2 separate regions of the Homo sapiens genome follow, and region 2 is linked to region 1. A link is a contact called in ENCODE Hi-C or POLR2A ChIA-PET data. All regions are on one chromosome and are shown on one strand. The core of a region is the stretch at or near the end of the contact, and the rest is flanking DNA. Distances in the headings are between cores, read along the strand shown. Region 1 overlaps AK5 (adenylate kinase 5). Region 2 holds the start of FUBP1 (far upstream element binding protein 1).

Region 1 (4,405 bases), core at 743-3,242:
CTTATAGTAGAACTAGACAAGAATAGAATAGTCAGAGAAATAAAGTTAAAACTGTGAAGTACTTGGGAGAATAAGTGCATGGTGCTGTGTGTAGATGTGGTTGGTGAGGTGAGGAAAGTCTTCTCCAGGATGGTCTAGATCTCCTGACCTCGTGATCCGCCCGCCTCGGCCTCCAAAAGTGCTGGGATTACAGGCGTGAGCCACTGCACCTGGCGGGCAAGAGATTCTTGAATTGAGATCTGTAAGATTGGTCATAGGTAACCAAGTATGTATGAGAACAGGAAAGAACTGGGGAGAAGAGAAAGGGATGTTCAAAAAGAGGAAATAGCAGGATGAAGCAGGAAGAAGCATGGCATCCAAAAGAAGACCAGGATAGCTGGAGTGCAGATGAGCCTGGAAAGTAGGGCTTTGTAGAGCAGGTTAGGGGTTTTGACTTTATCCTAAGAGCAATGGGGAACCTTGAAGAGTTGGGGTTTCTGAGGAGGGAGGAGAGTGTGTTGACATAATTATATTTGTGTTTATTTTTTAAAACATTTTTCTGGCTGCAATGTGGAAAACACATTGGAGAAAAGCAATCTATGGAGTTCAAAAAAAAAAAACAAAAAAACAAGGCATCTATGGAGTCCAGAGTGGGAGGCTGCAGTGGTCCAAACAAGAGTTGATGGTGACACTGGAGTAAAAAAGGGGACAGAGAGAAAGAGGTGTATTTGAGAAGAACTTGTGACGAAAGTCAACAGGACTTCATGTTGGAATGGATATGGGAGCCAACAGGGGGTGAGCTGTTGAAGATGACTTCTGGGTTTTCAACTGGTACAGCTGGGTAGACAGTGGTGGCATTCACTGAGAAAAGACGAGTTCTGTAAAGATAGGGCATGAGTGTAATTTTAGACATGCTGAGTTCAAAGTGCCTTAACATATCCAAGTAGAAAATTTCAGTGAGCAATTAAATATATAGGTCTGGTGTTCAGAGGAAATATCTGAGCTGGAAATACAAATTTGTGAGCCTTTTTAATATAGATAGGACTTGAATTTGTGAGTGGAGATGAGATAGAGAAAGAAAACAAAATTGAGAGAAGAGGCTCTATAGCTGAACACCGAGGAAATTTAAAGTCTTAGTAGAGAAAGATGAAAGAGCAGAAAGACGTAGAAGAAGCCATTAGAGAGATATGAGGAAAATCAGTAGAATGTGGTGTTCCAAAAGCCAGAGAAAACAGTATTTCAGGAGGCAGGGAGTGCCAAATGTGGCTGAGAAGATAAGGAAGAGAGAGACTGGAAAATAATCATTGAATATAGAAACACGGAGGAAATTGAGAACTTTACAAAGCGCTATAAAGTGAAGACACTTAAGCATGTTTTAACTCACAGGAAAGGTCTACTTGTTTGTGAAAAGGAGAATATACAAGTATAAGAGAGAGGAAAGTCTATCTGAATGTGGTAGGACTGGGTTCTCCAGCCCTGGTGGAGAGACTGGCATGAGACCAAAAGAGTCTCGTGTGGGTTAAGACAGAAGGAACATTGATAGGATAGGAGGATGGGTTTGTATATTTAATGGTGGGAAGTCAAAGAGTTCCTGTAAGATGACTTCCAGAGGCAAAGCCATCTGTTGAGATTTCAGGGTTTCAAGAGAGTAGAAGCCTGAACTGTTGTGAAATCTAGCAGGCAATGTGCTAAGGAAACACAACAGGATTACCAAGCATTTCATTTGATATTAGTGAATTGAGAGCCCATTTGACATTAGTGACTAGAAATTTATTTTGACGAATCAATCATTTTCATTTTTTTCATTCCTTTAGCAAATGTTTATTGGGTGGCCTTAGGTGCCAGACACTCTTATAGGCGCTATACTGAGTGTTGTGGAATTCTAGCAGGACACAGAGAAGGTCAGTAATTTGGTTCACACAGTGATGGAATTTTAGCAAATATGTGGTTCAGAAAGGCAGAGAGCAAAGCATTGGCAGAGTATAAGTGGTAATGAGCTGAGGATTCTAAGCAGTTTAGGAAGGAAGTGGGTAGAGAACAATTAGGAGCCAACGCCCAAAAGCACTAGAAGCATATTTGACTTCTTTAAAAATATAACCCTATGTCACTCTTTTAAATCAAGAGTGCTATCTCTTGGTTTAAAAGAATATTTGATCCTAGCAAATTGTGTCATTCTAAATAACAGAGAGGGAAATTCTCTAACAGAAAATGATATTTATTCAGAAATGGGCATTGCAATAGGAATATGGGTGCCATTGTAAACTATGTGTGTATTCAGGGAGGTAAAGGAAGACAAAGGTCTTGTAAGAAAAAAATGAGGAGGATTACATAATAGTTTTGAGATAATTATCCTTGGCTACAAGGATAAGTAACAAAGGTGGTGTCAGTCCAAGTTTGGAAAGGCAATTGCTGGGCAGATGTCCTCAAAGAAGTGTTTTCTGTGTAAGGTTGTGATGGCCTTTGTGTGAAGTTGTAGTTTTTGCAGAATTTTTTGTGGTAGTTTTGTTATCAAGAACTTGTGCGTGAGAATCCTCCCTTTATGGCCTTCCCAAGCACTGTTTTTCAGCTGTTTTTGGTTTTGTTTTTTTCTTGTTGACACAAGTGACTCTATTTTGATTCTGATAACTTTCACATTTCCCCCCTTTTGATCAAGATCTTTTTCTGAAAGTATCACCATTCAATCATCCTGTAGTTAGATTTTCATTGTCCCTTGGTGCCAGGATGTGTCCCAGATTGTTGGTCTGGTCCCATATCAGAAGACGTGATTGGTGAGTAGGAATCTGTGTCAAAAGCGTTCTAGCCACATTTGAGCAACAAGGGAGGCTTGGAGGAAATGGCTCTCAGGCTAAGTCTACCTGGAATTTATTGCTATGTTCAGTTTTGTCTATTCCATAGTATTTTGGCCACAATCTCAAAGCACTGGGCCAGCATTATTCTGTTAGGAGTTGTACTTCTGCAGAAATTTAACAAGCAACAGGTACAAGTTTTAAAAACAAAAATATAAAATAAAATTAATAGTAATATGGTAAATCCAAGTTTGTATAATGGTTTTGAGCCATGAATCCAGTCTTAAAGACAAACAATTGAATAAAGCAAATGACCATTGAGAATTAGATGACATCTGTTGTTACTGTGTGACCCATTTAAAAAATTCTGTGGATATGGGCCTCAACTTCCCCAGAGGAATTTACCCAAGTATAACATGTAGTATTAGTGGAAGCGTAGACTTTTTTTTATTTAAACAATAGATACCTAAGAGGTCATGTTCTTTTAAGTTATGAGCAGAAGCTGCTGATTGTGAAATCTGAATTACATCATTATCTTGCCAAAGAAAAAGGTAAGCATAAGAAAGGAAAAATTAAGAGGGGCAAGAGTCTCATTTTGATGGAGTGTCTTGGGAAACGCTGCCTATAGCATGAAGCCATCAACTTCTCTTGGCTTGCAGTTTGAATTCTCTGCTATGGTATCAGGTGGATTGGTGAACTTTCTGTGTGGCACAAGACTTGTCCTTCTTTTTTCGGGTATGAGACTTGTCTCTTGAAATTTATATCAAGTTGTCTAGCTTCATCTTCTAAGGCGGCAAGCACAGAGCAGTTTTTGCTCTTAGTTGGAGAGTTGCAGCCAAATATTGAAGAAAATTAGGAGAATTCAGGTTCTGATCAGATCTACAGGTAGAAGAGAAGAACTTGAAAACAATGCACAGGGGCACAGCCTAATAATAGGTGTATTATAGTTTTTTTCTTTAGAAACATAACATTCTCTCTATAGTCATCCTTATTTTTACCAAAGATAATCACAGTAAGACTAATTTGTTTGTAAAATATGTTTAGTTTTATCAAATTTTGCCAGCAAGAATAGTGATTTGACCATACGGTAATCTCAAACTTAAAAACTTCTTGAGGGTAGGAAGCCAAACCAAAGCTGACTTCAGACTTTATCTGTAGTACCTATAAACAATTTAAATATGACAATTTAGTCAAAACTTTTGTGATAAAACCAATGTTTCCACTTGTATCCCATAATAAAGAGAACAGATTCTTATCAAACTTAAGTAAACAATCATATTGTCATGAATAGTTTTCCCATTTTGGAGGGATCAGGTAGGAAGAAAAAGTAAATGCTTTCATTTTTGTTCACAAATGTTTACTTTACCAAGCAGCTGTAAACTATAGATGGCTTAAGACAAAAAGTTTTCTTCAATCTGGAAAACAAAACATTGAGGAAAAGAACCAGCAATGTTTCAAATAAATAGGCTATAAAATTTTTTATCAGTTCATTTAATTTCATGTAATTAATTCTTTTCCTGCTTGAGCTTGATTATTAGTTTCATAAATTTATTAGTTTCTTCATTAGAGTTCTGAAAATTTTTATTTAGTACATAATTTTTATTTATTTTATTATCTAATAACTTTGATCTTAAAGTTAT
Region 2 (3,929 bases), core at 1,136-3,635, 550 kb after region 1:
TTTCACCATGTTGGCCAGGCTGGTCTTAAACTCCGACTTCAAGTGATCTGCCTGCCTCAGCCTCCCAAAGTGCTGGGACTACAGGCGTGAGCCACCGTACCCGGCCTGAAATCCAATTTTTAATTAAAGCATTGCAACACAAGGTCTTCCAGTATCTGGATCCGCTTGTACCTTTCCTTGCCTCGTTTCACGTCCTCCCACCCCCATCTTCTAGCGACTTCACTTCTGGGTCCTTGCCATTCCCTCAAGTCCCCACACCTCTGCGCATGCTGCTTCTTTTCTTCACTGGCCAAACTCTCTTTCATTTTATAATGTCTTGCTCATATATCACCTTTACTTAGGAAATTGGGCATCCCCTCCTAACAAACTCTATAAACACTTATAAAGCAAGTGGATGAATTAAATATCCATATTTTGTCTGCTCTCGTTAAAGTATTAATCAGATAATCCTGTTCATCTGCATTTGGTCAAGGAACTATATCATAGCTTCTTAGTAGGAAACAATTCATGCATTAAAACAAACAAACGAAAAAAAACAAGGCCGGGCGCAGCGGCTCACGCCTGTAATCCCAGCTTTGGGAGGCCAAGACGGGCGGATCACGAGGTCAGGAGTTCGAGACCAGCCTGGCCAGCATGGTGAAACCCTGTCTCTACTGAAAACAAACAAACAAACAAAAAAAACACAAAAAATTAGCCGGGCATGGTGGCGGGCGCCTGTAATCCCAGCTACTCGGGAGGCTGAGGCAGGAGAATTGCTTGAAGCCGGGAGGCAGAGGTTGCAGTGGGACGAGATCGCACCACTGCACTCCAGTCTGGGCGACAGAGGGAGACTCCGTCTCAAACAAAACAAAACAAAACTCCAGTATCTACCTACAGTGTGCGATACCAATTAATCCAATGTGCTGGTTCTGGTAAAATAAAATAGTTGGTTCCAGTAAATAAAATAGTTCCCTTAAGTTTTACAAATCAATCTAATAAAACACGCTAAGAGTGTTTGTCATAGTTATATGCTTGTTGCTAAACATGTTCAGAATTTCTTAAATTACGTGGAAAAAACCGCAGAACTAATATTAATGATGACCTTTTGTTGACTACTCCTAGTATTTCTGGTTATAAAAAAGTACAGGTACATGTTTATAATGCGTTCACATTAGATGTGTTACAACGGATTTTATGAATTCTAATTTTGACTCAATGTTCCTTCAACTGTCCCGGTAAAAAGTTAACTAAGTGAACTCCTAATGCAACGAAAACACAGCACAACACTGGTTTCTAATTATCATTAGCTTAAAACTAGTAAAAAATGCCCAGCACCTAGTACAATATGCATAGTGTCACAGAGAATAGGATTCTTTTGCTTACATGCAAATCTATACCAACACCATACATTTTGAAATGTTAAATATATTAGGGGACTATCTAAGAATGTAAAGTTCAAATTAAGGTATCTTTTATTTTCCTGGAATACACGCACTATTTTAACAGCTTTCGTCTGGGAAAGTGGTGCCTTCAGGGCAAATGCACGCACTACGTAATACAAAGAGGTCTGGTCAGTTTACGACTCTGAACTGAGAGGCAGATTCAAATTGAAACCTCTGGTATAATGGGCCTGAGGCCATTTTGAGAAATAAGGGGGGCGGACTGGTGGAACAGACTGACACGTAAATCCCGCCCAGAAAAAGGCTGCTTTCAAGTCCCTTCCTTGTAGAGGTGTGACGGTGAATGGTACTGAAAGCGGTTTTAATTGCGAGAGAGAACGGAAATGAGCTGTAAAGGCTACTTTAATGATAAATCCCTTCCCTTGCTATGGCTCCAGGACAGACCCTAGTTCTTTCCCAAACTCATTACCAGAACCTTCCATTAAATTGTGTGAAACTAACTGCGCTTTATCCCCTGGAAGAGGATCTTTATCTAAACTAGCTCACTGGAGACACGCGAGTGCCGCAGAAGCGGGAGAAAGACTTCAGGCCTTCTTTGCGTAGCACGCGTCGGGGTTCTAAGTGGATTAGGCACCAAGAACACAAAACTGGGTTCTGGTCTCTAATCGTTATTACCAACATGGGGAAACGTGTCTCTTCACATTTCAGCCCGGAAGAACACCTCTTTCCTCTTCCTCATGCGCTTAAGGGTAGCGGCCTACTCAGTCAGCGGCCAATTACCGTGAGCTTTCGGGATTCCGCCGCGCGGTCCACACTTACCTGCCGGGCTCTCTGCAGTGCATCTTTGAAAGCGTCGTTAACTCCTCCACCACCACCGCCGCCACCACCGCCACCAGCTGAGCCAGAAGAGGGGGGAGGCACTGTTGAATAGTCTGCCATGGTTGCACTATAAGAGCCGCTGCCGCCTGTTCAGAGACTTCCTCTCAGCTAACAGCTAAGAAAGAAAGAAAATGGCGGCCGTCGAAGCTCTATTACATTCTTGCGCGACCATCGTGCCGTAAAGGGGCGGAGACTGAAGGAACAAAATCTCGCGATGTTTCCGAGGCAACGCGCTGGTGTGGGTTAGGGCTGAGAAAGAACGACAGGAACAGAGACGTCGCGAGGATTAAGTTTAAGACTTCGCGAGAACAGAATTTCTTTTGGCACCTCCTCTCCGCGCGTTCTTGGGGTGAGGCTGGGTAATTGTTCCTGCAGGGTGGTGGGTGATAGTGGCCAGTTGACTGCGACTGTGTTTGGGTGGTGGGAAGCCTGAAGAAAAGGTTGTTTCTTACCGGTCGCTGCCTCAGGGAGGTAGTGCGGTAGAATTTTCCGCTATGGGTCATTCTCGGTGTCCGCGGGGAAGGGCGTGACAACGACGGGCGTGACGGCGAAGCAACAGTGTCTCGAGAGCGCTGCCGCCCGGAGGGCGCCAGGAGAAGTGCGTCCGAGACGCCGCGCGGTGATGCTCCTGAAAACGTCTGCCCGGCGTAGCGGGAACCCAGCATGATTTTCAGGGTAGTAAAGTGTCCCTGTATTTTACTTACAGACTGTCCGATTTTTTAGTTTTATCACGAGGGTGGGTGTTGAATTCAGGCTGGAAGCCTGTTAGTTCTCGACCATATTTTAAGTTTTTTGTTTAAAATAATGTGGATGAGGCTCTAAAAGTATGACTGCCCTTTTCTTTATCCAAAAACGTGATTGTTCTTAAAGTTCAGTGTTAGCCAGATTTAATAACCTAGTATATGTATGTGTCCATGGCCATTTTTATTAAGGGTTTTTTTTTGTTTGTTTGTTTGTTTTGAGAGTCTCGCTCTGTTACCCAGGCTGGAGTGCAGTGGCGCGGTCTCGGCTCACTGCATCCTCCGCCTCCTGGGTTCAAGCGATTCTCCTGCCTCAGCCTCCCGAGTAGCTGGGACAACAGGCGCCTGCCACCACGTCTGGGCTAATTTTTTGCGTTTGTAGTAGAGACGGGGTTTCACCGTGTTAGCCAGGATGGTCTCGATCTCGTGACCTCGTGATCCACCCGCCTCGGCCTCCCAGAATGCTAGGATTATAGGCGCGAGGCACTGCGCCCGGCCTGTTAAGGTCTCTTAAGTTAAGAACAGCATTGTTTCTTGACCAAAATAGATTTTGTAGCTTCTTAGGCGTAGTTTCTCCCACCCCATCCTGTGGGTACTCAAATGTAAGATCATATTCTGAATTGTCATCACAGGACTAGGTATATATATATATATATGTGTGTGTGTGTGTGTGTGTGTGTGTGTGTGTGTAAATTGGTATTTTATGTTATGTACTTCAGTTACCAAGTAATGCCAGACATTTCTTCAGACCTTCTCCAACATATCGTGGCATGTAATTTACTGTGTTAATAGTAGTAAGCTCCAGGAATCGTGAGGATACTTTAGAAGTCTTACTCTTTATTATTGAGTATATCACAGTGACTTTTTTTTTCCAAAATTATTTGTTTAAATAACAAACAATGAGGTAAAATGAACTTTCTCGACTTTGTGG

The links. Hi-C counts contacts between places; a loop is a spot of excess contacts on that map. ChIA-PET counts read pairs that join two places held with the same protein, here RNA polymerase II (POLR2A). Pooled maps may share reads with other maps.
Region 2: a loop to region 1 is called in a map of naive thymus-derived CD4-positive, alpha-beta T cell, with 2.6 times the contacts of the local background. The contact joins the promoter of FUBP1 here to the enhancer-like site in region 1. A Hi-C loop is called at or near these places in 1 of 168 maps with a recorded cell type or tissue (naive thymus-derived CD4-positive, alpha-beta T cell) and 6 of 50 pooled maps. POLR2A ChIA-PET finds 5 or more read pairs at or near these places in 2 of 52 experiments (T-cell and activated naive CD4-positive, alpha-beta T cell).

The regions. Positions count from the first base shown.
Region 1 is chr1:77,429,544-77,433,948 of GRCh38, forward strand. All of the region lies in intron 8 of AK5 (adenylate kinase 5), which reads left to right. It overlaps LOC124904202 (a long non-coding RNA gene), which reads right to left. Exons shown (of 2, transcript XR_007066178.1): 2 at 3,190-3,644. Among named protein-coding and RNA genes, the nearest start is that of AK5, 150 kb to the left of the region's middle. Within about 2 kb of position 1,993, at least 3 of the 41 ENCODE cell types and tissues checked have a DNase peak (open chromatin) inside an H3K27ac peak, as active enhancers do.
Region 2 is chr1:77,976,687-77,980,615 of GRCh38, forward strand. It overlaps FUBP1 (far upstream element binding protein 1), which reads right to left and starts at 2,386. Exons shown (of 20, transcript NM_003902.5): 1 at 2,199-2,386. The coding sequence starts at 2,318. It also overlaps a transcript of DNAJB4 not described here. RefSeq lists enhancers at 1,950-1,999, 2,070-2,119, 2,130-2,189, 2,200-2,329, 2,640-2,789 and 1 more.